3 separate regions of the Homo sapiens genome follow, and regions 2 and 3 are each linked to region 1. The links are chromatin loops, found by intact Hi-C in ENCODE. Cell type or tissue: dorsolateral prefrontal cortex. All regions are shown on one strand. Links, peaks and the distances in the headings refer to the core of each region. The heading gives the core; the rest is flanking DNA.

Region 1 (10,892 bases), core at 1,952-9,951:
GGTCCCTCCCACAACATGTGGGGATTATGGGAACTACAAGTCAAGAAGAGATTTGGGTGGGGACACAGCCAAATGATATCAGTAGCCATGTTAGAATAAATGTATCATTGTGATCTGTGAATCATAGAATTTTTGAGACAACTAAAAAGTGAAAAATTCATTTAACTAACTAACTATATATATATATGTATATATATATATTTTTTTTTTGAGATGAAGTCTTGCTCTTTCACCCAGGCCAAGCTATAGTGGCGCTATCTTGGCTCACTGAAAGCTCCGCCTCCCGGGTTCACGCCATTCTCCTGCCTCAGCCTCCCAAGTAGCTGGGACTACAGGCGCCTGCCACCACGCCCGGCTAATTTTTTGTATTTTTAGGAGAGACGGGGTTTCACTGTGTTAGCCAGGATGGTCTTGATCTCCTGACCTCGTGATCCATCCGCCTTGGCCTCCCAAAGTGCTGGGATTACAGGCATGAGCCACCGCGCCCGGCCTTAACTAACTATATATTTTTTGAACACAAGAACCACTGGCTTTATTCTTCTCTCCACACCCCATCAATGAAATAAACCAAATGCATTTTTTTTTTTTGGTGCTGTTGATAATACTATTTGGACTGGGTTGTGTCTACTCCTTAGATATTATATGTGACAGAAGTGAGTTGAAACAAAACAACAAACTGTATTTAATTTAATTTGATGCAGTTTCTTTCCAAATAAAAGTTCATCTTTCTTCTTTACAATTGACACTGGTGATTTCTTGTCTTTGAATTCAATTACACTGTAAGAGCAGAACTTTTAGCAAATGAAGCCACAGAGATGACCCAGAAATTTCAATTAGTTCATCAGTCTAGATACCAGTGTAACTGGCCTATTGAACAGTCTGAACTTGTCAATGTACAATAATGAAAAAATTTTTTCCATCCATTGCTTTTAATCATGCTCGGTTGCATCTCCCTTTCTTTCTTCTTAACTAGCTCTTGGGCATGAGTAGATATTAAAACTCAATCTCTAATCAACTCTAATCTCGTCTTCTCCCTGATTCCTGTCACATGCCTTATCTATGGCTGGGTGGATTTGTAATGGGGGAAGCTCCTTCACTTCTACCAGCTACTATAGGTTGGGGCAATGCAGAGGTAACAGAGAAAGGGGCAGAGAACTTTATACTTACTAATTCACCATTGTAATCCTTTCTTATACACTGCAGCTTCCCCAGCCAGCAATGGGCAGTTAGTCCCTTCTCTGTGTAAATATGTAGGTGTTCTTCTCTCTAGGGACTTAAGCATGGTTCTTTCAAGGCCCTTGCAGGAAGGCCTCCAAACTGCATAGTTGCCACTACAGACCTCTGGCTTCTCCTCTTCTACCCCATTTCCCTGTCCCTGCCTCTCAGCCGTCACCCTGTAGTCTCTTGTTTCTTGATTCTACTTGTCTAATACTAAGGCAGTTCAGGCACAGCTACCTTGAATATATACCCACCTGATCCAATGGGACTGACACAGCTTTGCTATGACAAAAGGTGGGACTATAAGCCTTCCTCTTGTCATTCCCATTTTGTCCTGCCACATCTCACCAACTCCCATCTCCTCTAGCTCAAATAGGCACAGGAGGGCTTATGAGCAAGTCTGAATCAAAAGCTACTTTATTTTATTTTATTTTTTTGTGGGAGACCGGAGTTTTATTATTATTCACAACAGTCTCTCGAGCATTCAGGAAGCAGAGTTTTTAAGGATAATTTGGTCGATGAAGGGAAGCCAGTGAGCCACGAGTGCTGATTGGGCAGAGATGAAATCATAGGGAATTGAGGCTGTCTTCTTGCGCTGAGTCAGTTCCTGGGTGGGGGCCACAAGATCAGATGAGCCAGTTTATTGATCTGGGTGGTGCCAGCTGATCCATCAAGTGCAGGGGATGCAAAGTATCTCAAGCACTGATCTTAGGAGCAGTTTAGGGAGGGTCAGAATCTTGCAGCCTCCAGCTGCATGACTGCTAAACCATCATTTCTAATTTTGTGGCTAATATTAGTCCTACAAAGGCAGTCTAGTCTCCAGGCAAGAAGGAGGTCTGCTTTGGGAAAGGGCTGTTACCATCCAAAAGCTATTTTATAATGACATGTCTGTCTGCCCTTCCTGTTGGCTCTACATCTCTGTGAGTATCTCGGTGCCTTCCTTGGTAGTTTGGGGCAGGTGGGAATCCTCCTCATTCCATTCTATGGGATAAGAAGAAAAACCTGACACTCTCCTCTCTAGATTGACTACTCTCACCGCTGATGATTTTTTTGGGTCCTGTCCTAGTCGTTTGGTAATAGCTACAGGAAATGAGGATGGCAGGTGGAGGATAAACGGTCATGTGGCTGCCTCTTGGTCTGCCTGGGATGTGTCCAGTACCAGTGAGTAGTGGTATCTCTGGATATTTGCTTCTAGTTGTCTATGTCCCTATGATTTGATAATGATAAATGGTTCTATTAGCTTGTACCATATGAATACCACTTTTTTTCTAAACCAAAAATGGTCAAATATGGGCAGTTTCATATTTGAGGTGGATTTAGTCATCCTTCACCAATCCTGTTGTTTTGTTTGAGTTCAGAGTTGAAAATCCCCTCTGACAGTTTTGGGGTAAAGAATTGGGAGTTTCAGCCATGGCTCCTGATTACTATTCTGGTTTAATAATTGGGCAAAGTTATTGAGCCTCCCCTAGTTATTGAAGGGAACTTCAACAGGAATGAAAAAGCAAACTTCAGATATGAGAGTTTTTCTTTTTCTTAGATTTAAAGTGGAACTTGTCAATTTGGGAATTATTTTTGGTACATGTTTTAAAATATTTTATTTTCTTATTAAAAACAATAAAAATTCTAATTGTTATCCAGAAAATAACAATGTAAGACCTGAGAAACCTGATGGGAGTTTAGAAAATTTGTCAATAATAGTAGTCCCAGCTACTCAGGAGGCTGAGTCAGGAGAATCACTTGAACCTGGGAGGCGGAGGTTGCAGTGAGCTGAGATTGCGCCACTGCACTCTCCAGCCTGGGCGACAGAACGAGACTCTGTCAAAAAAAAAAAAAAGAAAAAAAAAGTGTATTTCCCTCTATTGAGTGAATTCAGCTAGAATGTTCTAGAATTACATTGTTTTCCCATTATTGTTACCAGACAGCCATGTCCATGGAAACACCAATTTGTGGGACATAGTTATTTCCACCAGGTTGTTACAGAAGTAAAACAGTCTCAGGAACAAAAGGCCCTTTTGTACCCATATGAAAGGGAGAGAGAACATAATTTTAATATTGGGTATTTATCAGAATTACATGCATGTAGGGTAGCACGAAAGTGATTACAAAGTCTGGACAGAATTTGATACGAACTTATGTAGGAAGGTGGAAGATAGAACAACTAACACTTCTCTTGAGAGACCAGAGGATGCACTTGTGATTGCCTTATGTATCCCTTGTGGGAGACCCCTGAACCAATTATGGAGCCAGTTTTACATGTTAAAAAGCCCACATATTTGCACTGTAAAATTATTAATAAAAGGCTGAGCCTTTAAATCAGGCCTATCGTATGTTCAAGGAGACATCCTAAAGAGGAGAGGGTGGGTAGGCAGCAGCCTCCCTCTTTAAAGAAAATGTCACGGTTGTACCTTTATGAGGTACTTTTAAGAGTGTTAATTAATGGCTACAATTCTAGTCACCACTTTGTTGTTGTGTATCACAAAACTTCAACACATTCACATCCTTTGACCCAGTAGTTCAAGTTCTAGAAATCAATTTGTAATAAATATTTACATTTGCCTTATTTGTATACAAGGAAGTTCATCTCAGAATTATTTAGATATGAGTAAGAATTTAGAAACAATCTGATGTCTATGAATAAGTGTTGGTTAAATTAAACTTGGTGCATCTTCCCATGTCATCAACTATATTCACTGTAAATTTAATGACCTGGGAAGATGCTCAAAATATATTATTAGGTGAAAAAAAATCACGACAAAACCTTACATATATATGATCCCAATCTTCATACCTAGACATGTACCAGAAAAATACCCAAAGGATTTTAATAGGGCTTGTGTCTACAGGATGTATGAGGATAACTTATATTCTACTTTTTACTTTTGTCTATATTTTTCATTTATATTTATAAAAATTTATATTAAGAAAAATGAATGCTATAAAAAACAAAATGAATTGTAAGCTAGCATTTAATAGTAGCTGCTGTTCGAGTATATTTAATCATTTATAATGAAAATTTCTTTTGGACTTGCCATTTGTGCTGTAGAAGAACATCTGTTTTAATATTTTCCTGGCTGTATTTCATTTGTACATATTTTCTCTAAGTACTTGGAGTCTACTTTTCTAAGTGTGTTTCTGCCATAATCCCTTTGATCTTGAAGAAGCAGCATCAGGCCTGGAGCTGGAAATTCAAATAATAACTCCAAACCTGTTAGGATTTGGTGAGAAGTCTGTAGAAACATTTCTTAATTTTTTCTCATCCTGGCTTGTCTGTCATTGCACAGATAATGGACAGAGGAACCAAAATCATATGACTATTCAGACAGATTCAATCCCTAAAAAGGAGTAGATGCTGAAGGGCCTAAGTGGGTGGAGGAAGGGAAGGGAGGATCAGTCTTTCCAATATCCCTCCTCTCCAAGGAAGAGGATGCAAGGAAAGACTCTTTGTCCCTCTGTAGAGGGAAATCCTGAGTTGTTCTTCTTCTCTGTAAGGGAAGAAGTGGGTAGAGTTATCAAAGCAAATAGAAAACGCTGATGGAAGATACGCAGAGGAGTTAAGCAGCTTTAAGTTTTAAAAACCTGTCTTTCAAATTAAAAAATTATGCAGAATGCTTTAATTTATTTCTAATATGTAATTGAAAATCTCTAATTGTAAAGATCTTGAAAATGCTTTTTGATTGAGAAGTTACAAGATTTTCAAAAGAATGCTTAAATTAATACGCAGGATTATTTGAAAAAAGTACTTAAATACTCTGAATATTGGTAACCACATATAGCAGATATAGTGATTTCTCAGGTAGAGAGATTATTCCATCATCTGCAGACCATCTATTTCCCCAAATATCCTTAAGTTAAATTTCATTATATTATTAACATCTGAAGATCTACCACTAGATGGCACTTAAAATACACGAGACTCGGAGGAATGCTTCAAATGAGGGGCGAGGAAAGACACAGGACAGAAATACAACTTGAGTTCTCAGAACAGTGTTATCTACTTGCAGGAAAGGAAGAAAAGCAGGCCCAAGATTATTCTGAGACAATTGGAGGGTAAGATTCTGAAAATGAACCTATAAGTGTTAGAATGTTTCTCTTTAAACATAATTTCCCTTCACCTAAATTGCTATTGATTAGCAGGTTTTTAGCATTAAGACAACAGGCTGTTGGACTAATGAGAGTTTGGTAAACAGTGAAGGGCTGTGTTCTCTCTGAAGAGGTTTGGAGTATGCACCAGGAATCAAAATGTGGGGCTTTAATCCCAGCTCGGTGTCTGCTCTGTTGTTTGGCACTGGGCTAACTGCTCTTTTTCACCTGTGGTTAATTTGATTTGTGCACCTCTTATACATCAGGGGAGAAAAATCCAGTATAAGGACATTGTGATGCACAAAACTGAGCAGCAGAATGTAAGAACTGATTTCAGGAACATGGCAGCAGGTGGCCAGTCTCACTGGATGTGGCAATCGGATATGGATGAAGTGGCAGGTACACTTGGAGGAGTGGTAGGTGTTCATTTTTAGCCAAGGCATTATGCAACGCCATCAGGGAAAAAGCACAGGCAAGTAAACAACAGCCAGACCTGCAGTACTAGGCACCAGGCAGCGTGTGCAGTCAGAACACACAGGGAGGAACGATGGGTGGATCAGTGTGAGGGATCTGGTTCAGGCTCTATAGCCAATCACCAGAGTGACCTTGGACACACAGGGAGGAAAGATGGCTGGATCAGTGTGAGGGATCTGGTTCAGGCTCTATAGCTAATCACCAGAGTGACCTTGGACACACAGGGAGGAACGATGGCTGGATCAGTGTGAGGGATCTGGTTCAGGCTCTATAGCCAATCACAAGAGTGACTTTGGACATGCTAAGATGTCTCTGGGCCTCTGTTTCCTCACTTAAAAATGGGAGAGTTTAGCTTACATGATTTCTGAAATCCCTTGTAAAGCTTTTAGATCCTATCAGGACATAATTGTCAATTTTTTGGATGTGGGCATAGCAGAGATTTTATCATCCTCCCTGTTTTCTAGAACAGGACATGGAGGCTGAGAAAGCTGGTAAATGTCCTGGCTTCAACTCTAGACATCGTCTATTCTTGCTGCCCTGCAGTGTGACCTGGACTGTATCAGCTTCATTTGGACATCTGTAGGAAATGCAGCCTCTCAGGCCTCACCCTGGACCTTGCGATTCAGAATCTACATTTTTAATAAGACTGCCAGGTGATTCATATGTACATTAAAGTTGAGAGGCACCAGGCTGTACTATACTGTCTGAGCAAGCCCCAGGCTGCTGGCCACAGGAGAGCTCATCTTACAGCTAAGATATGTTTCCTTTTCTTTCTCATATGAGGACATCATTTAACTGAGGGGTGGGATTTATCCATTCCTTCAACAAATATTTGTTAAGTAACCACTATGACTCAGTCACTGTTACCCTCTGGCATAACAGAAAGGAACAAGAATGTGATCTCTGTCCTTGGAGAGGAGTAAAGAAATTACTTGTAGGGGTCCTTCTTCTTTCTCTTCCTCTCTTTCTGTCTTCTATGTCAGGTTAGAATTGTAGGTGGCAAGATGAGGCCTGCAGTCTTCAATAGGCTTTGGTTGAGGATGTTTTTTTAACTTCTAAAAATCTAAGACAAGGTTTCTGACAGTAAACATGATTGAAATTTTGGACCAGATAATTCTTTGTTGTGGGGAATTGTTTTGTGTTTCTCGTAGGACATCTAGCAGCATCTCTGGCTTCTAAAGACACCAGCAGTAATCCCTGAGTTGTGACAACCAATAACGTCTGCAGACATTGGAAATGTCCCTGGAGACTTTATCACCCCCAGTTGAGAACTAGTGAGAGGATCCAGGGTATAGTCCAGAGGAGAGGCCATCAGAGCCATTTAAGTCTGATTGCATATGAAGTTTTCAGAAAAAGGGGTAAACGGGAACTTGAGCTTTCTCTGTCATTGTCAATCCCTTTCTCCGTAGTAAGGAAGTAGAGGTGGGTTTCAGGGCAGAACATCTATTTAGAATTAAGTAGTAACATTGTATTTAAAGTTTGTTTAGAATTGTTTCTTACAGAAATGAGGTAGAAGAGCAGAAATCTCTCTTACAGTTTCTATACTCAAAGCACTCTCTGAAATAAATTAGAATTGTTTCTCTGGACAGCCAAGATTTACTCACCCCTCCTGGTGTTTTTTGTTTGCTTTCTTTTTTAAGGTGACAAGACTTAAGTAGAGAAATACTGTGTTTCACATTTTGAGCCAACCAGATAGTCTATAGATACATTTTGTAGTCCATTGTAGATCCCCAAACAACCAGACACCTTTTTCTTCTTTGGAATCAGTAGGATTTAAATAATATGCCTGGAAGACTTCTGAGCCACTAGCATCTTCAAGTTCCTGGCTAAATTTACAGGTGAGAGAGGACATACTTCTGAAGTGATTCTAGCGCAAATAAATACCTCTGGAGTGAAAAGAGAGCATTTCTCTTGGACAAAAGCCAAAGCTGAACAGTCATACAAACCCTCTGTGTTCCTGAGTCACGAGTGGAGGGAGATGTGACCTTTCCACAGTTCTGTGTAAATTTCAGAAGGCTAGTCTGTCTTGACTCGATTGTAGCTTGACCTCTGTCCTGTAGGAGCAAGAATTGACTTCCTGAAATCCCTCTTCAAATTAAAATCTGCTCTCTTGACTCATTTGTTTAACCCCTATGACATATGTTAAAGCTGTGGACTTAAAATGCTGGAGAGGGGCTGGAGCAGCAGGAAAGTCTCTGGGTCCCACACAGCCTTTCTCGCGACTGGCAATGTGAAGTGTATTATTGAAAAAGGCTGGCAGCTCAAGGCATTGTTTGGCTTCCTACCTTGGCAACAGCAAGCAGCAAACTGTAGAGAAGTTTCCCCCTAATCTGCTGGCAGCTTCTACACTGGTGAAATGCAATATGTAGTTTGCAGCACACTGATCCCTAAGAAGTGAATAATTTACTTGAAGTAATTTTGCTGCTACCATGTTTTCAGACATCTTTGCCAACTGTGGAGAACATAGTCTGTTTTGACAATCACCAATAACCAATTTTCCCTGGGGGCAATTAGGGTAAGGCCTTGGGGTGCCCAGGTGAGGGTGCTAAATGCAAATTCACCCCACAGGCAAATTGCAGTGTCTGACTTCCTTGCTACTCAAAGTGGACTGAGAACAATGACAGCAGCACATGGAGGCTTGTTAAAGGTGCAGAATCTTGGGCCTGCCCCAAACCTACTGAACCAGAATTTGCATCTTAACAAGGTCCCCAGGTAATTCATATACATGCTTAAATTTGAAAAGCAATGCTGTTTTAGGTCAGCAGTTCTTAACCTTGCCTGAACTTTAGAATTACTTGGGGAATTTTGAGATATCCTGATGCCCAGGCTAAAATCTAGACTAGCGGTTTTCAACTGGGGATGATTTTGCTCCCTAGGGGACATTAGGTGACATCTGTGGACAATTTTGACTGTCACAAGTGTAAGGGTGCTACTGACTTCTAGTGGGTACAGGCCAGGATATGGCCAAGCATCTTGCAATACAGTGGACAGCCCCTCACAACAAAAAATTATCTGGACCAAAATGGCAGTAGTGGCAGCACAGAGAAGCCATTTTCCAGACCAATTAGATGAGAATCTCTGGGGGTGGGAACCCGTAACCATGTGGGAACCAGTAACTATGGTTTTTTGTTTGTTTGTTTGTTTGTTTGTTTGTTTTAATTTGAGATGTAGTCTTGCTCTTTTGCCCAGGCTGGAGTGCAGTAGCAGGATCTCGGCTCACTGCAACTTCCACCTCCTGGGTTCAAGTGATTCTCCTGCCTCAGCCTCACAAGCAGCTGGGACTACAGCTGCGTGCCACCACACCCAGCTAATTTTTGTATTTTTGGTAGAGACAGGATTTCACCATATTGGCCAGGCTGGTCTCAAACTCCTGACCTCGTAATCCATCTGCCTCAGCCTCCCAAAGTGCTGGGATTACAGGCGTGAGCCACCGCACTGGGCCGTAAACAAGTATTTTTTAAAAAATACTTCCCAAGTAATTCCAATGTGCAGTCAAGGTTGAGAACCACTGATAGATTTGTTGCTAGAGAGCTATCAAGACAAGGAGTTTGGATTTTATAGGTCCAGAAAGATAACTTGGTTCCAGAATATGGGGTAAGTTGAACTATGGTGGGTGACCAGTGCGTCAGCTGTGGAAGAAGGAGGACTATGGGACAGGGACGCAGATGGGACTAGTCAGGAATCACCAAATTGGCCCTTAAATAAGCAGGTTCAGAGACCTCCTGTAAATCCAGCAGGGAACTAAAGGGTGTAAATGAATACCTGGGGTAAAAGTCTAGTCATAGGCACTTTCGCAGTGACTTATTTCTGTGCAACAAACCACTCCAAAACTTAGTGGCTTAAACAATTTTTATCATTTATTACAGTACTTTCTGTTGCTTGACTAGGTTCAGCTGGATGGTTCTCACTTAGGGCCTCTCATGTGGGTGCCATCAGGTGTTGCCTGAGGCTGCAGTGTCCTGAAGGCTTGTCTGTGCTGGACATCTGTGATGGCTCACTCACGTGGCTGGTGGTTGATGTTGGCTGTTGGCTGAGGACTTAGCTCAGTGCTTAGTGAGGCTATTGACTGAAACACTGCCCATGGCTTCTCCGTGTGCGTTGGGCTTCTCTCACTATGACAGCTGGGTTCCCAGAGGGAGCATCCCAAGAGGCCAGAACAGATGCTCCTAGGCCTCTTATGATCGCGCCTCAGAAGTCCCTCTGGGTAACCTCCACTGCATTCTATTGCTCTAAGCAGTTCCAAGTCCACCCAGATTCAAGGAGGTTGTGAAATAGACACTTCATCTCTTTTTTTTTTTTTTTTTTTTTTTTTTTTTGAGATGGAATCTTGCTCTGTCGCCCAGGCTGGAGTGCTGTGGCGTGATCTCGGCTCACTGCAAGCTCCACCTCCTGGGTTCACGTCATTTTCCTGCCTCAGCCTCCCGAGTAGCTGGGATTACAGGTGCCTGCCTCCACACCCAGCTAATTTTTTGTATTTTCAGTAGAGACAGGGTTTCACCTTGTTAGCCAGGATGGTCTCGATCTCCTGACCTCGTGATCGGCCTGCCTGGGCCTCCCAAAGTGCTAGGATTACAGGCGTGAGCCACCGCTCCCAGCCCTGAAATAGACTTCATCTCTTAATGGAGGAGGGGCAGAAGAACATGTGGGATGGGAGATGTTGCTGAAGCCCTCTTTGTAAAATACCATCTGCCATAATAAGGGCCAGGCAATGAAAGGATAGGTTAGGGGAAGGCTGCTACTCCAAGAAATCTATAATGATTGGGAGTTTCCTGCTAGAATGCAGATTCAAGGCATCTCCACCCATGCTGGAGAGGGCTCTGGTAGCGGAGAAACCTACTTTGCAGATGAAACATTTTCCTCACATGCAGCTGGAGGGAGTGGGGAAAACAGTGGCACCAAAATACAAATAAGCAAAGTAGATGCTAAGCTCATGAGGATTCAGAATAGATGGTCATTTATAATTTTCCTTGAGTTTAAATCATGCACAATGATACTTATGTAGGAATAAGTCTCTATCTAGATCATCAGCACTCGTGACATCTCCATTTGGTTCTACTGAGTTGTGCATATTGCATAAATACTATTATCTTTAAAATGTGGCTGTCTATTAGAATTATCTG
Region 2 (10,892 bases), core at 1,140-9,139, 810 kb after region 1:
GTAACCAAAAGAGTATGGTACTGGCCTAAGACACATAGACCAATGGAAAAGAACTGAGAAACCAGAAATACATTCACACATTTATGTTCAACTAATTTTTGACAAAGTTGCCAGGAGTGCACAATGGGAAAAAAACAATCTCTTCAACAAATGGTGTTAAAACAACTGGATATCCACATCCAGAAGAATGAACTTAAACCCTTATCTCATGCCACATACAAAACGCAACTCAAAATGATTAAAGGCTTAAACATAAGGCCTAAACTGTAAAACTACTAGAAGAAAATATAGGAGAAAATCTCCTTGACATTGGTCTGGGCAATGATTTTTTGAATATGAATCTGAAAGCACAAACAACAAAGGCAAAAATAGACAAATGGAATTACAGCAACAAGAAAACCTTCTGCACAGCAAAGAAAACCATCAACAGAGTGAAGAGGCAAAATATGGAATAGGAGAAAATCTTTCTAAACCATACATTTGATAAGGGGTTAGTATCCAAAATATATAAAAAACTCAAACAACTCAAAAGTAAGAAAAAACACAATTAGAAATCAGCAAGTGATCTAAATAGATATTTCTCACAAGAAGACATATAAATGGCCAACAGGTATAGGAAAAAATGTTCAATATAACTAATAATTAGAAAAATGCAAATTAAAATCACAATGAGATATCACCTCACACCTGTTAGAATGGCTATTGCAAAAAAAAAAAAAAGTGTTGGAGAGGATGTGGATAAAAGGGAACTCTAGTACACTGTTAGTGGGAATATAAATTGGTACAGCCATTATGGTAAACAGCATGGACATTCCTCAAAAAATTAAAAATAGAACTATCATGATTTAGCAATTTCATCTCTGGCCTTTTACCAGGGTAACTGCGCATTGAGGAAAGGGAAATGATCAGACATTTCACGGACTACTGGACACTGGCTCTGAGCTGATGTTGATTCCAGGGGACCCAAAACGTCATTGTGGTCCTCCAGTTAAAGCAGAGGATTATGGAAGTCAGGTCATTAATGGAGTTTTAGCTCAGGTCCAACTTACAGTGGGTCCTGTGGGTCCCCAGACTCATCCTGTCATTTCCCCAGTGCCAGAATGCATAATTAGCATGGACATACTGAGCAGCTGAAAGACCCCCACACTGGCTCCCTGACTGGTAGGGTAAGGATCATTATGGTGGGAAAGGCTAAATGGAAGCCATAGTAAATAGTAAATCTATTTAAAAAAATATATATTTTATACATATATAATAAAATAAAACAATGTAGAATCCCTGGAGGGACTGCGAGATTAGTGCCACCATCAACGACTTGAAGGATGCAGGGGTGGTGATTCCCACCACATCCTCATTCAACTCTCCCATTTAGCCTGTGCAGAAGACAGATGGATCTTGGGGAATGACAGTGGATTATCATAAGCTTAACCATGTAGTGATTCCTATTGCAGCTGCTGTACCAGATGTGGTTTCATTGCATGAGCAAATTGACACATCTCCTGATACCTGGTATCTAGCCATTCACTTGGCAAATGGCTTTTTCTCCATTGCTGTCCATAAGGCCCACAGAAGCAATTTGCCTTCAGTTGGCAAGGCCAGCAATATATCTTTGCTTTCCTACCTCAGTGGTATATCAACTCTCTGGCTTTGTGTCATAATCTTATTTGGAGAGAACTTGATCGCTTTTTGCTTCCACCAGATATCACACTGGTTGGTTACATTGATGACATTATGCTGATTGGATCCAGTGAGCAAGAAGTAGCAGACACACTGGACTTATTGGTGAGATATTTGTGTGCCAGAGTATAGGAAATTAATCAGACTAAAATTCAGGGACCTTCTACCTTAGTAAAATGTCTAGGGGTCCAGTGGTGTGGGGCTTGTCGAGATAGTCCTTCTAAGGTGAAGGATAAGTTGCTGCATTTGCTCCCTCCTACAACCAAGAAAGAGGCACAGCACCCAGTGGCCCTGTTTGGATTTTGGAGGCAACACATTCCTCATTTGGGTGTGTTACTCCGGCCCGTTTATCTAGTGACCCAAAAGGCTGCCAGTTTCGAATGTGATCCAGAACAGGAGAAGGCTCTGCAACAGGTCCAGGCTGCTGTTCAAGCTGCTCTGCAACTTGGGCCATATGACCCAGCAGATGCAATAGTGCTTGTGGTGTCAGTGGCAGGAGGATTTTAATAATCAAGTGGATAGAATGACCCATTCTGTGGACACCACTCAGCCTCTTTCCCCAGCCACCCCTGTCATCACCCAATGAGCCTATGAACAAAGTGGCCATCATGGCAGGGATTCAGGTTATATCTGGGCCTAGCAACATGACTTCCACTCACTAAGGCTGACCTGGCTACAGGTACTGCTGAGTGCCCAATTTGCCAGCAGCAGAGACCAACAATGAGCCTTCGATATGGCACCATTCCTCAGGGCGATCAGCCAGCTACCTGGTGGAAGGTTGATTATATTGGACCTCTTCCATCAAGGAAAGGGCAGAGGTTTGTCCTCACTGGAATAGACACTTACTCTGGATATGGGTTTGCCTGTCCTGCATGCAATGCTTCTGCCAAGACTACCATCCATGAACTCACGGAATGCCTTATTCACCATCATGGTATTCCACACAGCATTGCCTCTGACCAAGGCACTCACTTTATGGCCTTCATGACTAATTCATATTTCTAAAGGAAAGTGAAGAATGACTGATACCACTTTCAATTTTATCCATTATCTATTTTAGCTTCTGATAATGTTCAGATTAATCACCTCATTGCTGTATTCTGCATTTTGCATGATTGAGATTTCACATTAAGAAGGCCAAAGGACTCTAGTTCTGTGAATATTAATGACTAGGTTGGCTTGTTAAATTATTTTTGCCAAGTTACCTTTGGCTTTTAATAACCATTAACAGTAGAAACAGTGGTCATATACTTTTCAGATAGAGTTTTCTGTAACCTTCTCCTGGGGAATAAGAGTAACTGAGAAAAACTATCATATGGGATGAGAAGAACTTTTTGAAAGCAAAGGAAGAAGGTCATATTGTCTACTTCAGTTCAAAAACAAAATTTTCAGCCCAAGTATCCTTAATGGCAGAGAGGAGTTAAACATAGACTGGAGGAACTGAGAACGGAAGCCCAAAGCTGATTTTTCCAAGATTTAATTGGCTTTATTTTTTCTGTGAAAGTTGTAAAACAATCCTGAGGTAAATTTACAAAATTCAAAAAGCACACATGCACAATTAGTGGCCCACAACTAACAGATCCATATATATTATCCTAATCTTGTTTCTGCATGTAAGTACATATTTTTAATTAATTAATTCATTCATTATTAAGAGCTACCTCTGTTCAATCTAGATCAGCAGCTCTCAACCAGGGCACCTTTGCCTTCATAGGACATTTGCAAATATCTGGATAAGTTTTTGCCTACTGATACCTAGTGTGTAGAGGCCGGGGATAGTACAGAACATCCTACAATAACAAGACATCCTCTCACATCAAAAAATTATCCATCCCCAAATGTCACTAGTGCTGATGTGTAGAAACTTTAATGTAGATGCTAGGAATTCAGTGGTTTATAAAACAAAGTTGCTGCTTTTATGAAGCTTTTCTCTGTTTGAGTAGTAAACAAATACGTAAAATGGAGGCAAAACATGGGACTTATGGGAACTACAAGATGAAATTTGCATCGGGACACAGAGCCAAACCATATCAGACAGCTGAATTAGAAGCTGGGATTCAATATTGTGATTATTCAGGTCAGTTTTTTTTTTTTTTTTTGCCACCAAATCTAGAGTTTTTATTTTCCTGTTCTATTGTTCAAGAAATACCCCAGAGGGCTGTCCAACTACTTCATTAGTAAAGACACCATGATCAACTAGCAACTGCCAAATAACTCTCCAGGCCAAAGCACTCTGATTACTGCTATGTGCCTGCTTCCCTTTCCAGTAGACATACCCCTCTTGTATTTTGTGGTTAAGCCTGGCCTCTGCTACTCCTGGATTTCATCAACTCCATTGAAATCAGGGAACCCTTCTCAGTGGTAGGAATCTTAGGATCATACCTGACTTACTAAAAGTACACAATTTGAGGTGCTTAGGAAGCTCTTGGCCGCTAGTTGCTGCTAGACACAGTGCAGTGCAGGAGCCTGGCCAGAGCAACACATCAAAACCAGAAAGTAAGTTGTCCTCTTCAAGTGTCCCTCTAGCGCCATCTACTGATAGTTTACATTGTCCTGGCTGTCAAAGAAGGAATATTTACAGGGTCCAAATTCTTCATCATAGAAAAGACAACTTGAAGCTAAGGGGCAATAAATTGATAACTAGCATACCTTCTACTGTAAAAGTTTAACCATGACCATTTGGAGGCTTAAATGGAAGCTTCAAAGCCTTGGGGAACCAGAATTTATTTTTGCTCTGCCCTCATTGAAGATGTCTTAAGAACACAACCAAATACGAGGAAGCAAGATGGAGAAAAAGAAGCAGCATGCTCCTTTCCTTTAAAGTGGTGACTTGGAATCTGTACACGTTGCTTCCACATGTGTACCCATGTCCATAACCTAGTCACAGAGACACAACTAATAGTTACCTGGGAGGCTGCAGTCTTTAGCTGTGCAGCCAGTGACCAACTAAAATTCAAGGTTTCAATTACTATAGTAAGAATGGAGAATGGATATTGAAAACCAACTCCACTGCTATCTCAGTGACATCAAATTTGGAATGTTTATTAGACATCCAAATCTGCCTCATGCACCACCACTAAACTGAAATCATACAGTACCTGTTTTGTGATTGAACTTCTCCATTTAAAATATGTCTCATATTTCATAACGAGAAACATTTTACTGCATCCTGACACCAAATGTTGCATTAGAGTTTATTTTATTAAAAGCCTATAATGTATTCGATCAGTCCCTTACTCCTAGACATTTCTGCTGCTTCCAATTTTTAGTATAAGAATAAAGCTCTATGTATTAGATAAGACTCTGCACACATTCTTATTTTTTTCATGTACGATGTGTTCTGAAAAGCTGTATTATCCAGTCAATAAGTATATGAATTTTTAAATGTTTGGTTATGTGTTGATAAATTACTTCTCAGAACAATATAAACCCACAGTGATGCATGAGATGCCTATTTATATCTCAGAACAATATAAACCCACAGTGATGCATGAGATGCCTATAACACCCGATTTTTGTTTTATTTTTATTACTTGTCCATTTATTTGAGTCATTTGTAATTCTTCCTATCTATACTTTTGTAAAATATTTAATAAGATATGTTGTAATGTATTCTGATCAGAGATTTATACAATGTATACATAATATGACTCCATTTTAATGGGCTATATTTTTTTATGGGAAATATTGATATTTGTATATGGAAATATTGATATTCACTTTTTATCTGCACAAAGTACTTGCTTCCATATGATTCTTTTTAGTTTTCTAGCTATAAACTCACTTCATCTATAAATAGTGATTAGATTGTTGTGGCTGTAATAGTTCACATTTCTTTTTCTTTTCTTTTGTTTCAGCTGAAATATCTAAAGCACTATTAAATGCTTTAGAGGTGATACCAGTTGATCTTGTCTAGTTTCTCAGTGTAATTAGAACGCCTATACTATTTCACCACTAAGTATAATGCCATTGGTTAATACTATTACTCTGCATCATAATTGAGAAGCGTCTTTCTGTTACCAATGTATCAAGATTCAATCATCCAGACAATAGTTTATCCTACAGGACTGTGGCATCAGCAGTGTTCTAGTTAACTTCAGGAGACATACATATAACAAAGTCTGTGAAAAATTGTAGAGATTTGGGGTTTTGTTTGCAATGCTTACTGCTCAGTGGGGAATTACAGGTAACTCATTATCTGATTTTTGGGGCTTTGAAGTTTGGCGCTTGTGACCTGACACGGGTACTCCTAAACTGATAAGGACATTAACAAAAATTAAGGTAGACCTGGAATTACAAGTCTGAAGAAACCCAATCTCCACCACATGAATAAGTCAGAAAATTTCGCTTTCCACTACTCTGATATATGTCCTGCACATCAATTGTAATTCTAATATGTAGGTGAAGGCTTTGCACATAGTAGGTACTCAATACACATTGCTGAATGAAATTGTATAACCCTGTAAAATCAATAGCAAGCTAGTTACTTCCTAGATACTATGGTGGTATAGGCGTTGGATAAATACAGCCATTCCAAATGGGAGAAACTGGCCAAAACAAAGGGGTTACAGGGCCCATTCAAGTCCAAAATCCAGTGGGGCAGTCAAATTTTAAATCTCCAAAGTGATCTCCTTTGAATCCAGGTCTCACATCCAGGTCACGCTGATGCAAGAGGTGGGTTCCCATGGTCTTAGGCAGCTCCACCCCTGTGGCTTTGCAGGGTACGGTCTCACTCCTGACAGCTTTCATGGGCTGGCGTTGAGTGTCTGCGGCTTTTCCAGGTGCACAGTACGAGCTGTGGGTGGATCTAGCATTCGGAGGTCTGGAGGAGGGAGGATGGTGGCCCTCTTCTCACAGTTCCACTAGGCAGTGCCCCAGCCCTGCCCTAGCAGAGGTTCTCCATGAGGGCACTGCCCCCGCAGCAAACTTTTGCCCCAGCATCCAGGCGTTTCTATATATCTTCTGAAATCTAGGCGGAGGTTCCCAAGCCTCAATTCTTGACTTCTATGCACCTGTGGGCTCAACACCACGTGGAAGCTCCCAAGGCTTGGGGCTTCCTCCCTCTGAAGCCACAGCTCAGGCTCTTTGTTGTCCCCTTTCAGCCATGGCTGGAGCAGCTGGGACACAGAGAACCAAGTCCCTAAGCTGCACACAGCCTGGGACCCTGGGGCCGGCCCATGAAACCACTTTTTCCTTCTGGGCTTCCAGGCCTGTGATGGGAAGGACTGCTGTGAAGGTCTCTGAAATGGCCTGGAGACATTTTCCCCACGGTCTTGGGGATTAACATTAGGCTCCTTGCTACTTATGCAAATTTCTGCAGTCTGCTTGAATTTCTTCTCAAAAAATTGGTTCTTCTTTTCTACTGCATTGTCATGCTGCAAATTTTCTGAACTTTTATGTTCTGTTTCCCTTTTAAAACGGAATGCTTTTAACAGCAACCAAGTCACCTTTAGAATGCTTTGCTGCTTAGAAATTTCTTCTGCCAGATACCCTAAATCATCTCTCTCAAGTTCAAAGTCTCATAAATCTCTAGGGCAGGAGCAAAATGCCAGCCGTCTTTTTGCTAAAATATAACAAGAGTCACCTTTGCCCCAGTTCCTAAGTTCCTCATCTCCATCTGAGACCACCTCAGCCTGGACCTTATTGTTGGTATCACTATCAGCATTTTTGTCAAAGCCGTTCAACAAGTCTCTAGGAGGTTGCAAACTTTCCCATATTTTCCTGTCTTTTGAGACTTCCAAACTGTTCCAATCTCTGCCTGCTATCCAGTTCCAAAGTCACTCCCACATTTTCAGGTATCTTTTCAGCAACTCCTCTCTCTACTGATGTCAATTTACTGTATTAGTTCATTTTCACACTGCTGATAAAGACATACCCAAGACTGGGAGGAAAAAGAGGTTTTATTGGACTTAAAGTTCCACATGGCTGGGGAGGCCTCAGAATCATGGTGGGAGTCAAATGGTGCTTCTTACATGGTGGCAGCAAGAGAAAATGAGGAAGAAGCAAAAGCGGAAACCCCTGATAAACTCTTCAGATCTTGTGAGACTTATTTACTATCACGAGAATAGCACAGGGAAGACTGGCCGGCCCCCATGTTTCAATTACCTTCCCCTGGGTCCCTCCCACAACACATGGGAATTCTGGGAGATAGAATTCAAGTTGAGATTTGGGTGGGAACACAGCCAAACTACATGAAATGGCAAAAGAATAAACTAATAGAATAGGAAAAAAATAGCTTACAGTTTTATGAAAGACAGTGAATTAATATTTTTGCTTTGTAAAAAGAATTTTCTAAATAAAATTTAAAATGGAATATCTCAATATAAAAGTGAGGCAAGGCCTGAAATATTGAATCACAAAAGAAATATAGATGACTAACAGGCATTTTGGAAAAAAAAGCTTGAGCTTAACAGAAAAAATGAATTGTTAAAAGATACCGTTATTCTCAAATTGTATAACAGCAAACTTTTAAAAGTGATCATCTTCAATGATTTCAGAACTGCCATGGTATGCAAATTAGAAAGCAAACTGGTATAATATTTTGGAGATGATTAAGATACATATGCATTGCAATATTTTGTATACTAATTTCACATCTAGAATTAACAATAAGTTATTCATATTGGTGTTTGTGTGACTATCTAGAGGGATAATCACAGAAATTTTGTATCATTGTTAAATTGAAAATAACATAAATATCCAATCACATAGAAAGTTCATTCATTAATTTAGCCAGTGTTTGATTTGCCAATATGTTCCAGACAATGTGTTAGGGGTTCTAAGAAGAATGATTTTTTTTTTTAAGTAATTATTCTATGCTGGATGTGTTAAATGGGTTATATATAGTGTATACTACTTTCTTCTACTTAAAGTACCACCAAATGGTATATTTCAGTTGTTTTGATTTTACTGATGAATAAACTGAAGTAAAAGAGTTTACATAACTTGTGCAAAATGTTAGAGTACATGGAAGTACCTGAAAATGAGTCCAAAAGTTGTAATTCGTGCTTTTAAGCAATAAAACTTACTAGTATTAATCAAATGGCATTCGTTTGCTATTTATTACACATTTCTGAGACTTTCATAAATATTATATTTATGTAATAGCTTAATAAAGTAAATACAAGTATTATGCTAGTTTATCAGGTTAGGACATCATTGTACTAGAAGGACAGAGTAACTTATCTAAGTTCCTCACATAGAAGGTAGAAACCAGGATTAAAAATAGGTAGTCTTAAATCAAAGAATAAACTACTGACTTATAATTTTAGGGAAAATATTTCATTAAAACATTCTTGCTGAAAATGATTTTTAAAACTTTATCTCTTACTTGATAAATTATATTAGAAAAATTACAATTGATAATATAATATAAACTTTTTAAACCAAACAACATAGCAACAGATAATTAGACATACTATTTGTAAAATATAGAAATTTATAAGAGTGGAGACCAGCAAATATAAAGAGGAAAGAATAAAATATTGAAATAAATATTTTAGAAGGCATTTTCTAGGAAAGATCGGTGTCTTCAACTTAAAAGAGCATTTGAAGTACCAGATAATATTAAATAAAGACACACTGACCAAATAAAATGTGATTTTATTTTTTAAATTTTCAAAATAAAAATATTTATATTCACTCAGATTAAAAAATATATAGCTTACAAATATAAAAATTACACATTTAATTCTGCCTTACTTTCCCAAATACTAAATATTGAAAGATAACATTTTCAATATTTTCATAGTTTAGCATAAATTAACACTCAGTCAAATTATAGTTAATATGTAAATTTTATAGAAAGATATGATGGGCTATTAGTTGAAACAAATAAACCACAAAACATACTACCTTTTCTGGAAAGTAAATTCTTAAATAAATAGTCCAACCAATCAAGAAAATTAAAAGAATCAAACACAAACCAAAAATAAGGAAGACATATTCAATTAAAAGCTAATATTGATGAAAAAATACAATTAAGGTTTGCATTTAAAGAATTAACGTTAACTTTTTACTAAATAATATATATATATATATTTTTTTTTTCTGAGACAGAGTGTCACTCTGTCACCCAGGCTGAGTGCAGTGGCACGATCTTGCTCACTGCAACCTTCACCTCCTGGGCTCAAGCGATTCTCCTGTCGCAGCCTCCTGAGTAGCTGGGATTACAGGCATGCACCACCACGCCCGGCTAATTTTTGTATTTTTATTAAAGATGGCATTTTGCCATGTTTTTCAGGCTGGTCACGAACTCCTAACCTCAAGTGATTTGCCCACCTTGGCCTCCTAAAGTGCTGGGATTACAGGCGTGAGCCACCATGCCCGGCCTAAATAATAAATTATACTAAGAAATTCTTGAATGAGAAACATATCAAGCTGTATGAAACAATTAATAAACGGGATCTGAAATCACAGATCATTTCAGTGATTTGGAATTCAGTATTGTTGAGAAAAATTGAAGATTTACTGCATTTTCTATCTTCCTCAGAAAGATTCTAGCTCAATAGAAAAAAAATTGCAAAATAAAAATTCATAAAGATAAAAAGAAATATTTGTAAAAAAAATCAAGAATCACACACAGAAAGAATAATGTAGAGAAATGTTCTAAAAAGTAAATATGAAGACACATTACATATATAAGCAAATTAATAAAAATGGGAAATTAATAGGAAATATGGAAATTAATAGAAATTAATAGGAAATAAGGAAATTAACAGGAAATATGGAAAGAATAATGATAATATCAGACAAAATATACTTGATATAGTTTGGATATTTGCCCAAACTTCATGTTGAATTGTAATCCTCAATGTTGGAAGTGGGGCCTGATGGGAAGTGTTTGGGACATGGGGCCGGTTCCCTCATGGCTTGGTGCTGTCTTAGATGTAGTGAGTTCTCTGGAGATCTGTTCATTTAAAAGTGTGGCACCTACTCCTTGCACCCGCTCTCTGGCCCCTGCTTTAAATATGTACTGTACCTACTCCCACTTCACCTTATGCCATGAGTAAAAGCTTTCTGAGGCTTCCCCAGTAGCAGAGTGATGTCAGTGCCATGTTTATATAGCCTGAAGAACTGTGAGCCAATTAAACCTCTTTTCTTTAGAAAGTACTCAGTCTCTGATATTTCTTCATAACCATACAAGAAGGGCCTAATATAATACTTTAAGATAAACAATCTATAACTAGATTAAAAGGATCTTTATAGTCATGTAT
Region 3 (10,892 bases), core at 993-8,992, 680 kb after region 1:
TGTGTGTGCATGTGTATGGAGATGTGTATGTATGTGCATGTATACATATGTTTTGTTTGTGTATGTGTTTGTGTGTGTGTATGTGTATGGAGATGTATGTGTTTGTGCATGTATACATATGTATATATATGTACATTTTATACATTGCCCTCAGAATGACAAAACACAACGTATATAATTAGTGGAATACAAAAAAGCTAAGCTAAATGCTGGACTGCAATAAAACTGTTAAAGAAATTCTAAAAGATTGCTTGAGGAAAGGGTCTTATATGGAGGCTTTTCATAGGTAAGGCTTTAGGAAGGATATTCTTAAAAGAAGATATGGCAAGAACAAAGGTACAATAATATCTTCAGAGACTAGTGATTGTAACAGCTTGACTATGCTTATGGAATGATGAGAAGGTGGTGGTAGAGAAGTGATTGGCAATATTACAATAGTCTACGTATCCACATATGAATTTACATTTGAAATATGCTGGCAAATAGGAGTAGGGAGGAAGGATGTTTGTGGAAGATTGAAAAAGCACTGACAAAAAAGGGTGCTGTTTTTCATGGGACATGAAGCAAAAAGAGGGTTGATGATATCACTAAGCTTCAAAGTTAGGGGAAGGGGAGAGTGGTAGATTGTTAAGAGAATATAGGAAAGAGGAATAGAAGCTGGTTTTGTTCAGCATGGAAGAGGGCACAGAAAGAGAGAAATGATGAATTGGAAAACTAAATTATCATATGTTTTAACTCCAGAGAGATTTTGCTCAAAATTATCATTTGCTTTTCTACACTTATTTCCTGAATTCAGATGTTGTGCAAAATTACTCTGCCATTGTTTCCAATCACCTACATATCAATAAGAATGCTAACAAGTAAGAAACGAATCAGAGTGGAATGATATTGACAGCTATCTCTGTAGCCTGTTATTATTTGACAATGTTCTACAACTTCATTAGTTCAATTGAATAGATACTTTGAAATAAAGTGACTAAATGGTTCAGCTGAATTTATAGCAATTCGCATACATTGTACAAAATTCATTTATGTAACAGTGTACTGGAAATAGAATAGTATAGTCCTTAATGTATATTTATTAGTGCCAACAAAATATATTTCTATATCACAAATGCATGAAGGAATCAGTTTGCTTGAAATAGTGAATTTTATTCTTATTTTCTCTCTGGGATACATTTCATTCCTAAATGTCCTCTCCCACATCCAGAAGATTACTAGACAAATTCTGAATTGGCTTCAAAGGGAGAATCTGTTGCACAGCATCACTTGAGGGGATGGTTTTTCTGCTTTGCAAAAGGGACAGCTATGTTACATGTACAAGTGTATCAATGTCCATCCCTGTTTCCTCAAATATATTCATGGAAAGTAACAGGAAGTCAATAAACATAAGAGCAAAATTATGGGAAATGCTGTCTCTCTTAGATAAAAATATTGGAATGATGTCCTATAATTTGGCTAATGTATTTACATTATACATTTATATATGCACATACACCTATATAGCATATGTACAAATTACCTATCTATTTATCTATCTGATAAATCATTGTCACTCTGACTTTGGTTAGTATATTTCTACATCAAGTGGAATGCATTAGTTTTTATTATGTATTTGTTTTATATATTTTGTTTTCTAAAACATGAATCTAAATCAATATATTTGATATGTTTTTTTAACTGTGACCAATTTATAAAATAATTAGTGTTCATAACATTTGGAATTTCAGTATGTTTAAATTCATATTATGAGAAGATCAACAGGCTTATTATGTTTGCATAAATATTAGTATAGGCCGCTTTTATTATAGAATAAAGAAGAATAAACATTCTTTTGTCTTTTCAAAATACAGCTATGCACATACACATGAACACAAAACTATCATTTACAAATTATTCGGGAAAAATAATAATTTAAAAGAGCTATTTTTTTAGAGTCATCTTTACATTATCACTCTGGTGGGAAATGTCCCTATGCAATTCTTTTAAACTGTTCTTTATGTCTCTTAATAGAGCTTAGAAGATATTTTCAATTTCTTTAACTCAATTATATTTAATCTGTATTGTTTCAGAAACTCACAACAAAGTATTGAAGGGAAGGGTGAATTAAACTTTCTTGGGCACATGTAATGAAATGTGTTGAATATTTTAAATGTGTAAATGCATTCAATCCTCATAAAACCTATGAGGTAATTTTAAAATTATTATTACCTAACAGATTAGAAAAAAAGTAAATATTTGTGAGTACCAGAGCTGATATTCAACTGAAGGTAAACCTCGTTCTATTCAGAAAAGTGTTTTCTTTTTTTTTTCTTTTCTTTTTTTAGAGATAGAGTCTTGATGTGTTGCTCAGGCTGGAGTACAATGGTTCCATCATAGCTCACTGCAGCCTTGAACTCCTGGGCTCAAGTGATCCTCCCACCTCAGCCTCTGGAGTAGCTAGGACTACAGCTATGTGCCACTACACCCAGCTAATTTTCTATTTTTTTGTATAGCTGTATAGTAGCACTGTGTTGCCTAGGCTTGTCTTGAACTTTTGGGCTCAATGAATCCTCCCACCTCGCCCTTTCAAAATGCCAAGATTACAGACGTGAGCCAACACACCTGTCTAGAAAAGCATTTTCTTAACATATTCCGCCCTTGTATTTAAACTTACCTTTATCTTCTCCCACTCTGATTATATGTTGAACATTTGTAACCCGGATTAAGGTTTTATTTCTTTGTGCTTTCATTAACCAGATTGTTAGTTTTCAGATACTGCTTTCTCCAAATAATATTTGTGAGGACACTGGATTTAATTTTCATAATTCATCTGTTCAATTTACTGTAGTAACGGGGCCCTGCGTCCACAAATTTGACCAAGTAAATGATACACAGGACTCTAATTCACTTAACAAATATAATTCCTTGGGATCTTGGGATAAGGAACATGCACAAATCTTTTCTGTTGCTTGCTTTTACAATGAAGAGTTCTCATTGCCTATAGAAACTGGATAAAACAATATCATCGAAGAAAATACCCCACTGATTTTACTACACAGAACATCACATGCATGCTATTTCAACAACATCTCCAACAGGGTTTTTATTTATAAAGATAAATATGAGCAAAGGACCAGTCCCACATTTCTAGGCAGATCAGGAGGGAATAAAGAAGACATCCTGTCTCTTTTATTGTGTCCCAAATGCCTTCTGGATCGAGAGAGGTGAAAAAATACAGTGGCTTTCCGGGTGACTGCTATTGTCATTGACATGTAACATTTCTCATCAGAAGAAAGTTGGGAGCTAAGAATAATAAACACAGTATTTTTAATATTTAATCTGTCTTTAGCTATTAAATCAATCTGAAAATTTCTAACAATCATGGCATTCAAAAGAGAGGCCCTGGTTCAATGTAAAAACCTATAGCCATCCTCATGTAGTTGATCATGAAAGGTTCAGAGAATATAATGTAAAAAGAAAAAATGTGGAGTACAATTTCTCATCTGATCATTTGTACTCCCAATTGTGTAAGATAAAGGAATCCTCCCACCAATCCATTTTGAATGATACATAGTCTCTCATGTCTGATTATCTTCATCCTCATCTCCTGTTGCTCTCCTGCTCCTTATATAACTAGGAATCCAGTCAGAAAATTGCTACTTAGTTCTCTACAGAGTCATAACTTTGAATAAGATATTTCCTTTACCTTGAGTAGATACTTATTTAAACTTCAAATCATTTATTCCTCTTTCAAGATACAGATCAAGCACCACCTTCCCTAGAAATTCTTCCTTAACCTATCAATTTGAACTTTTTTTCTTTTGTCTTAATTTAAAAATACTTCCGTAAACACGTACCATGTTTTAAACACTTATACATACATACATTATCTCACATGATTAAAACACCAACCTCCCTGGAGTACATACTGTATCTTACTTACCTTCATTGTTCAAGGGTTTTATGCGTCAAATGTAATATAGTAACTGATAGATCATGAATCAGTCCTGTAGAAGAGAATACTGCCCTTAGCTTTTGCTACCTTTGAACCATGACATGGCTTTCCATATTTGAGCAATAGTTCATCTCTTTGAATTACAATTAATCCAATTTTGAAAGAAAGTGATTGGTATAAATGTTACTTAGTGTCCTTTAACATTTAAAATTCTATAATCATACCAATGTTTTTATCTCATGGAATAATTAATCCTCAGTCAGGCAGAAGTTATTTCATAACCACAAACTGGAGAAAAGGCAAATAACTATATCTTTCTTCTGCACAACAGAATCTTGAAAAATGTGACCCATATTGTTGAAAGTGAAAGTTTGTAATAAATGCATCAAAATGCGATAAACAGATCTAGCACATCTACAGAAGTCCAGCTTGGCAGAAATTGTCATCATGTCAGGTAGCATAGGGTTAGCATCTATAAAAGAGAAATTAGTGAAATAATAGTCTCATCATTTTCCCTTAAACAAAAGAAATATTTAGTAAAAATGCATAGAATCACTTTTCCTTGAATCTCATAATTCTATAGAAATGTCATAAAATCATTTTTAGCTACTTTCTCCATTTTACTCCTGGCTAATTTTAATTTTATATTCTTCTAGGTATAAACAGAGGCTTTGAAAAAGGCAAAGAGAGGATCAGAGTAGAGGGAAAATTCTAAGTAGACTAGGAATAACCTTTGAGGAATCTTGAAAAGGTAAAGTTTTCAGTCTCATTATCTAGCTAAAGAAGCTTATACATAAGACAAAACAAATCATTGAAAGCTTAATATGAATAGGAACCAACTGTTTTTATAATTACTGTATTAGAGGAGACTGAAAATGCTCTGAATATTTATAAAAGTACTATGTTAAAGATAAACTTGTTTCCCTTCAGCTTGGAAAAAAGCATAAAACTATAAAATAGTGTCTCAGTGTGTAAACAGTTTTCTAGAGGATCATAATTTTGTTTTCAACACATTTTTCTGGGGTTTCTGTAATTATATTTATTATTTGAAGTTTTAAACATGCAAACACCACATATAGAACCATAATTGTGAAAGTAAATAAATTTTGAGATTTTCCAAATGTTTGATCTTTTATCTTCATAAATATTATTAATATTTTTAATATTAGTTTTAAAATGTTTTCTGAATATTTTAAAAATCAAGATATCACAAATTTTAGTCATAGTTCTATCAAACAATACTCTTCTGTCTTGAATAAAAAGGCATATTGGGTTGGCTTTGATTCAGGTGAATTGAATGCTCTTCATTGGGTATGAAAAGTATTCTTGACACAGACACTCATTCAAACTCTCATCACCTTTACTGTAAGGGCCACTTATAGGAGTGAGTCCTTTCTAATCAGGAAGAAAATGGCAGAAATTTTACAGTATAATTTTTGTCTTCCGTATAGGCTTAGTTTGGCTTATCACCACATTTGAATTACAAGACTGACCTCTGGAGTTTACTGCGGCTGTGCTGCTAATGTTGAAGTCTCCAGGCCAAATTAATCATCACTACAGGCCAGCATGTGTGCCTTCTGGTTGTGACACATACATTTAGGTAATTATGGCAAAACCAGTTTACTGATTGTACAAAGAAAAGTTTAACATAATTTCCCTGCCAGGCAACCAAATCTATAATCCCCTTGATGGTCAGTGACCCATGTCCATCCAACTTTTAAATCCTTGATGAGTTCATTCTGAATATTGGTACACATCAGCAACGAACAACCTCAAAAGACAAGAAACATATGGGTTATAAATTTTGTTAGTAATAAATTTAAGAATAGCAGAAATAAGTTAATGTATATAAAATACATTTTGGGAAATACAAAGATTTATATAAATATGAGATATTGCAATAAACATAAACAACTGAATGGCATTTTAGGACATGCAGGAAAACCCCACCTTCTTCCATCAACCACTCAATTTTGATTACGAAAATAGATCTCTTTTCTAGTTTTGATTCCTACAATTCCCATGAAACAGACTCCAAACCCAGCCTCTGAGAAGGCATGTGACTCTGGAACAGTGTCACGTTGCCTTAGCAGTAATGATTGTTCCAAGGATGGGCATGTGAACCATCATGAGTAATGAGAATGAGTTTATAAATAATTGTTGGTTCTGTGGGGAGCAGATTTTCTTCTTTGCTCTCTTTAATGTTCAGCATAACCATTTTACAATAATAAGTGGCTCATCTCTCTGAGAATGAAGTCAATATAGTAAGAAGGAGAGTAGGAACTGATTAAGAGTTGGACAAAACCATGTCCTAGTGATACTGTTTCATTTCTTACTACATTAAGCAAAACCTACAAGCAGCCCTAAGTTTGTCTTTTTCCAAATTTACATAAACCAAAAACTTCCAAAAGCCTAGTTCCTGAAACAAAAATTTAGTTGGAGTGTTTGTCAGTAGCAACCCAAAGGCCCTAATTGATCTGAACAGAGTTTACTTGAGCCTTTAAGTACCAAAGCCTAAGGTCAGGGTCAGATAGTTCAGGAAAACGTAATGACAACCATATTTTTTTTTCTATTGCATTTCTTGTGAATTAGAGTACTGGGAAACACTCTACAGAGGGTGTCTGATGATAACATTGAGGCTTCCAGAGCAGCATGGCAGGACAGAGAGGGCACTGGCACTTCAGAAGGAGAAAGTGAAGCATGGGTGTCTTGGTCCAAGGTTTCTGAGACCAGAGAGAATTGGTGTTAATCTGAGTTTTGGCATTTAGCAGCTGTGTGGCCTCAAACGTGTTACTCTCCACTGTTAAACTTTAGTTATCTTACAAATAAAGAGGGGGCAAATTAATAGTAGCTGTTTAAGTCAGCAGGGGCTAAAAAATTATGCAAACCTCTTAGCACATTGCCTAGCAATAGTATGCTCTTGGTAAATTATTATTGTTATTATACAACCCAAATGGGAGTCTTATCTTTGTCACTTACTGTTAACTAACTGTAACGCTATTTCATTTTTCTAAATTCAACTGTTTTGGTTCATCAAGCAAAAGTGACAATTTTTGCCATATCTACTCCACAGAATTGTCATCAAATGAGAAAATGTGAGTCATTCAGAAGCCGTTATGAAACTGAGGTAGAAGTAAGGTGATGTGAGTAGCTCTAAACTTTTAGATATTCCAAAACAGTTAGTGACACTAAAATATATTCCTGAAACTCCTAATGTAATCTCTCCCATTCTATTGAATCAGAGAGTCTTCCAAGGTTAAAGGCCAGGTATTTAAAATTTGAAAAATCTCCACAGGTATTTCTGAAGCTCATGAAAGCTTGATGACTAATGCTTTTATACAGATTTTCAACCTTGGTCGCTTATTAGAATCACCTGGGGAGCTTTACGAACTACAGACGCCTAGGATCTAGCTCAGAGGAATTTAATCAGAAGTTTGGGCAGGAGGGCTAAGAGAATCCATATTTACAAAAGTTCACTAGGTGATTCTAATGTGTCTCCATGATTGATAAGCGTTGTGCTGGGGAAAAGGGAACGAAAATACATTTGTTGAGATCATCATATGTGCCAAGCATTGCACTAAGTGCTTTGCATATATTATCGTATTTGAATATCATTTTTAATTAACCATATAAAATAGGTATTACATCTATTCTTTGCAGTTAGGATCCAAGAGTCACAGAAGTTTGGTGACATGCTCAAGGATATGCAGCCAGCACACGGTGAAACAGTCATTTCAATTTAAAAATTCATTTTAATTTAAAAAGATAAAAGTATGTTTCTTATTGAAACATATTCTTCATTTATCGTTTTTTCCCCCAAAATATCAGATTTTCTTTAAAAGCTAAATGGAGATAGCTTGGAGGTTTAAAACTAATCACTAATAAAATCTCAAGCACATTCCATTGACAATTGCTATCTCTGTATCCAAAAAAGAAACACAAATTTTGAAACAGTCACTAAAAAAAAAAAAAAATTCCTTCAAAACTGAAACCCTTAGGAATACTGAGAACTATTCTAACAGCTTTAAAATAAGTAGGTTTTCATGAGATATTTGACAATGCACATATAAAATGGTTGCCCCTTGGGAACAAAATTAAGGAATTTAGAGTGAATGATAAACCACTGTATTATTACCCTAGGGAAAATAAAGTAAAATTTTTTAAACTTTATGGTCCCCCAAAGGGAACTCTGTATCTGATGATATTTCAAAAGGCAGCACAGCTTGAAAGTATTTTTTTAAAGTCAGAGAAATTTTTATAAAAGTTTAACAATAAAATTCTTGCAATTTTAGAAAACATGAATTAAAAAATCCAGTGGGAATAGGGGTGGGGTAGAGGAGGAAGTCAGTTTTGAAAACCTGAGTAAGAGTTCACACTGTGAGGAGCTACAGAGAGTTTCACATACATTTTGCCATTTGTTTGCAAACCAGTGGGTTAAAACTGTGCATTAAGACAGCTGCGACACTAACTGTATGCCTACCAATACTGTCTGCTGACCTCAAAGACTGCAGTTGCCAGCTTGAGCTGACACCTATAATGTGAGAAAATGGAAACCACACAATTAACACATTAAATTTATGGGAAAGCAGTTTCCTAAGCTAAGCGTTATAGGTCAGAGTAATCTCAACTCTCTCTGTATGTGGATAACTACTTGTGGGTGTAGTCCAGCAGATATTTTCTGACTTGTGGTCAAAAAAAAGTATTGATAAATGTATCTCTTTTGAAAGAAAAAAGATTGAATGGAGAGTGACATGGAAAAATTCCAAATTGTTGGCCTATATCTGAAGTACAGTTAGAAAAAAAATCAAGTAGGCCAGGCCTTATTTATTTATGTAAAGCAGTTATGCGTTGCTGGCGCCATGATTCCAGTGCTGATGATTAGCATTTTAATGTTTAGAATAATGCTTGTCAATCATTAGCTTTTCCTGGTAAGTGTTACTAACATATCCATTTAAGCCATAAGAAAATTAAGAATGTCACGTGTGGCTGCCATGATAATATTTCGTTGTATTTTATTTTTGTCTGCTAAAATGATTTATTGAAAATTGCCTACTAGCAATGGTATGATGTAAATCAGTGGATCTCTAACTTGAGCATGTATCACAAACACTTAGAAGGTTTATTAAATCATGGATTGCTTGGTTCCACTGCTATAGTTTCTGATTTTGTAGTTCAAGCTGAGGCTGGCAAATTTCCATTTGTAACAAATTCCAAGTTGATGTTGTTGCTGCTGGTTCAGAAAACACACTTTGAGTAGCCTTGCTATAAATAAAGGTACATTTGAAGGCAAGATAATAGTGATAATAAAAACAACAGCTCCCACTTTTTGGGTACTCAGTATTTGGGCCGGATCTCATTAAAACCTCACAGGTGGCTGGGTGCAGTGGCTCACGCCTGTAATCCCAGCACTTTGGGAGGCCGAGGCGGACAGATCACGAGGTCAGGAGATCGAGACCATCCTGGCTAACACGGTGAAACCCCTTTTCTACTAAAAATACAAAAAATTAGCTGAGCGTGGTGGCAGGCACCTGTAGTCCCAGCTACTCGGGAGGCTGAGGCAGGAGAATGGCATGAACCCGGGAGGCAGAGTTTGCAGTGAGCCAAGGTCACACCACTGCACTCCAGCCTGGGCGACAGAGCGAGACTCCCTCTCAAAAAAAGAAAACAACAACAACAACAAACAAACAAACAAAACCTCACAGGTAAGGAAGCTACAACCAACAAGGATTAAGAGACTTTCTCAAAATGAGATCAAGAGTAAGGGATCAAGATAGGATTTGGATCCAGACTTGTCCAACTCCTAAACCTTCGACTTGAACAAAGGAGCTATAATAGTGGTTTTTTTTTCTGGTGTACTCTACATAAACTTATTAATGCAGAGTTCTTTTTCCTTTCTAAAGACAGATTTGTTAAACATTGAAAGTACATAGAATCAAATATATGTAACATATCAATCACTATTTCATTGTATAGTTAATGTTAACCAATTCTCAGCAACTGAATCAAGAAGGGATAGCATACTGGTTCAAAAATCACAAAAAGGTTAACGGACTTTGATGCGATTTCATTCGAATTCCCATTAAAACATCAAAAGAAGTTACAGGAGTAGATCATAAAAAGTGAAGGAAACTGAAACTAAAGCAAAGTCTAATAAACTAAGTGTGATTATTTGATAATGGTGTCTGGGAGGAAGTAACATGAATAAGGAGACTTGGGCTAGGAAGTAATAAATAATACAATCTGTGTTCCAAATCATATCAAAGTCCAAACAGATTTCAGGAAATAGGGGATTGAGAAAAGAATGTAGCAATTTCCTTTTTCATTCCCTTCTTCTTTTCCCTGACTCACGGACCCAGAGGAAATTAACTTGAAAACTAACAGTGACCACTCGACAGCCTCCTGGCAGCACCCTGTGAAGGAAACTTAGAGTTCTTTTTTCTTAAGAATCCAAGGATAACTGTGAGAACAACATATCCTAGACATTTCGGTTTTCAAAAAATCCATGTTTTCAAAATATGAGAAAATCAGGAAGTTAGGATTAAAGATGCCTAAATGAAGCCTTTAGATCCTAAAATTGGGCAGGTGGTATGAATGTTCTCCTTTTCTATATCTGAGAAGAGTATCCAGTCACCACATGAGGGTAGTGTGGCCTACACCAAGGGTCCTCACTTCTGATATGTTAAAAACAACAACAACAACTGAGCATGTCCAGATGTTGCCTCATTCTAGAATGAAGAAACAAATACACACACACACACACACACACCCTTAAGGTACAATTGAAATGGAACAGAAAAGCATAACTGCCAACTCCCCCCAACTCTAAAGTTATGTATATAATATAGTGGACAGTCCAAGTCAGTATGTAAAAATTATTTCATAAGTAGTTTGTAGGCCATTTGGCTAAATATTTGGCAAAATTTTAAGTTAAATAATTGCTCACATATGTTATGAA

The links. Peaks named below come from ENCODE experiments on the same cell type or tissue, not always from the same donor. Only the 100,000 strongest peaks of a DNase experiment are listed, where the experiment ranks them.
Region 2: it touches region 1 in a loop (9-fold over the local background); 45 of 110 quality-filtered maps call a loop at or near these places.
Region 3: it touches region 1 in a loop (4-fold over the local background); 4 of 110 quality-filtered maps call a loop at or near these places.

The regions. Positions count from the first base shown.
Region 1 is chr2:75,782,609-75,793,500 of GRCh38, forward strand. No RefSeq gene overlaps it. Among named protein-coding and RNA genes, the nearest start is that of GCFC2, 77 kb to the left of the region's middle. In dorsolateral prefrontal cortex, for the core only: CTCF peaks have their summits at 5,110 (motif pointing right) and 5,312; no DNase peak of the experiment used is centred there; H3K27ac peaks cover 1,105 bases.
Region 2 is chr2:76,595,756-76,606,647 of GRCh38, forward strand. No RefSeq gene overlaps it. Among named protein-coding and RNA genes, the nearest start is that of LRRTM4-AS1, 380 kb to the right of the region's middle. RefSeq lists an enhancer at 6,609-7,237. In dorsolateral prefrontal cortex, for the core only: CTCF peaks have their summits at 4,207 (motif pointing left) and 4,406; a DNase peak (open chromatin) is centred at 4,136.
Region 3 is chr2:76,459,073-76,469,964 of GRCh38, forward strand. No RefSeq gene overlaps it. Among named protein-coding and RNA genes, the nearest start is that of LRRTM4-AS1, 520 kb to the right of the region's middle. In dorsolateral prefrontal cortex, for the core only: no CTCF peak of the experiment used is centred there; no DNase peak of the experiment used is centred there.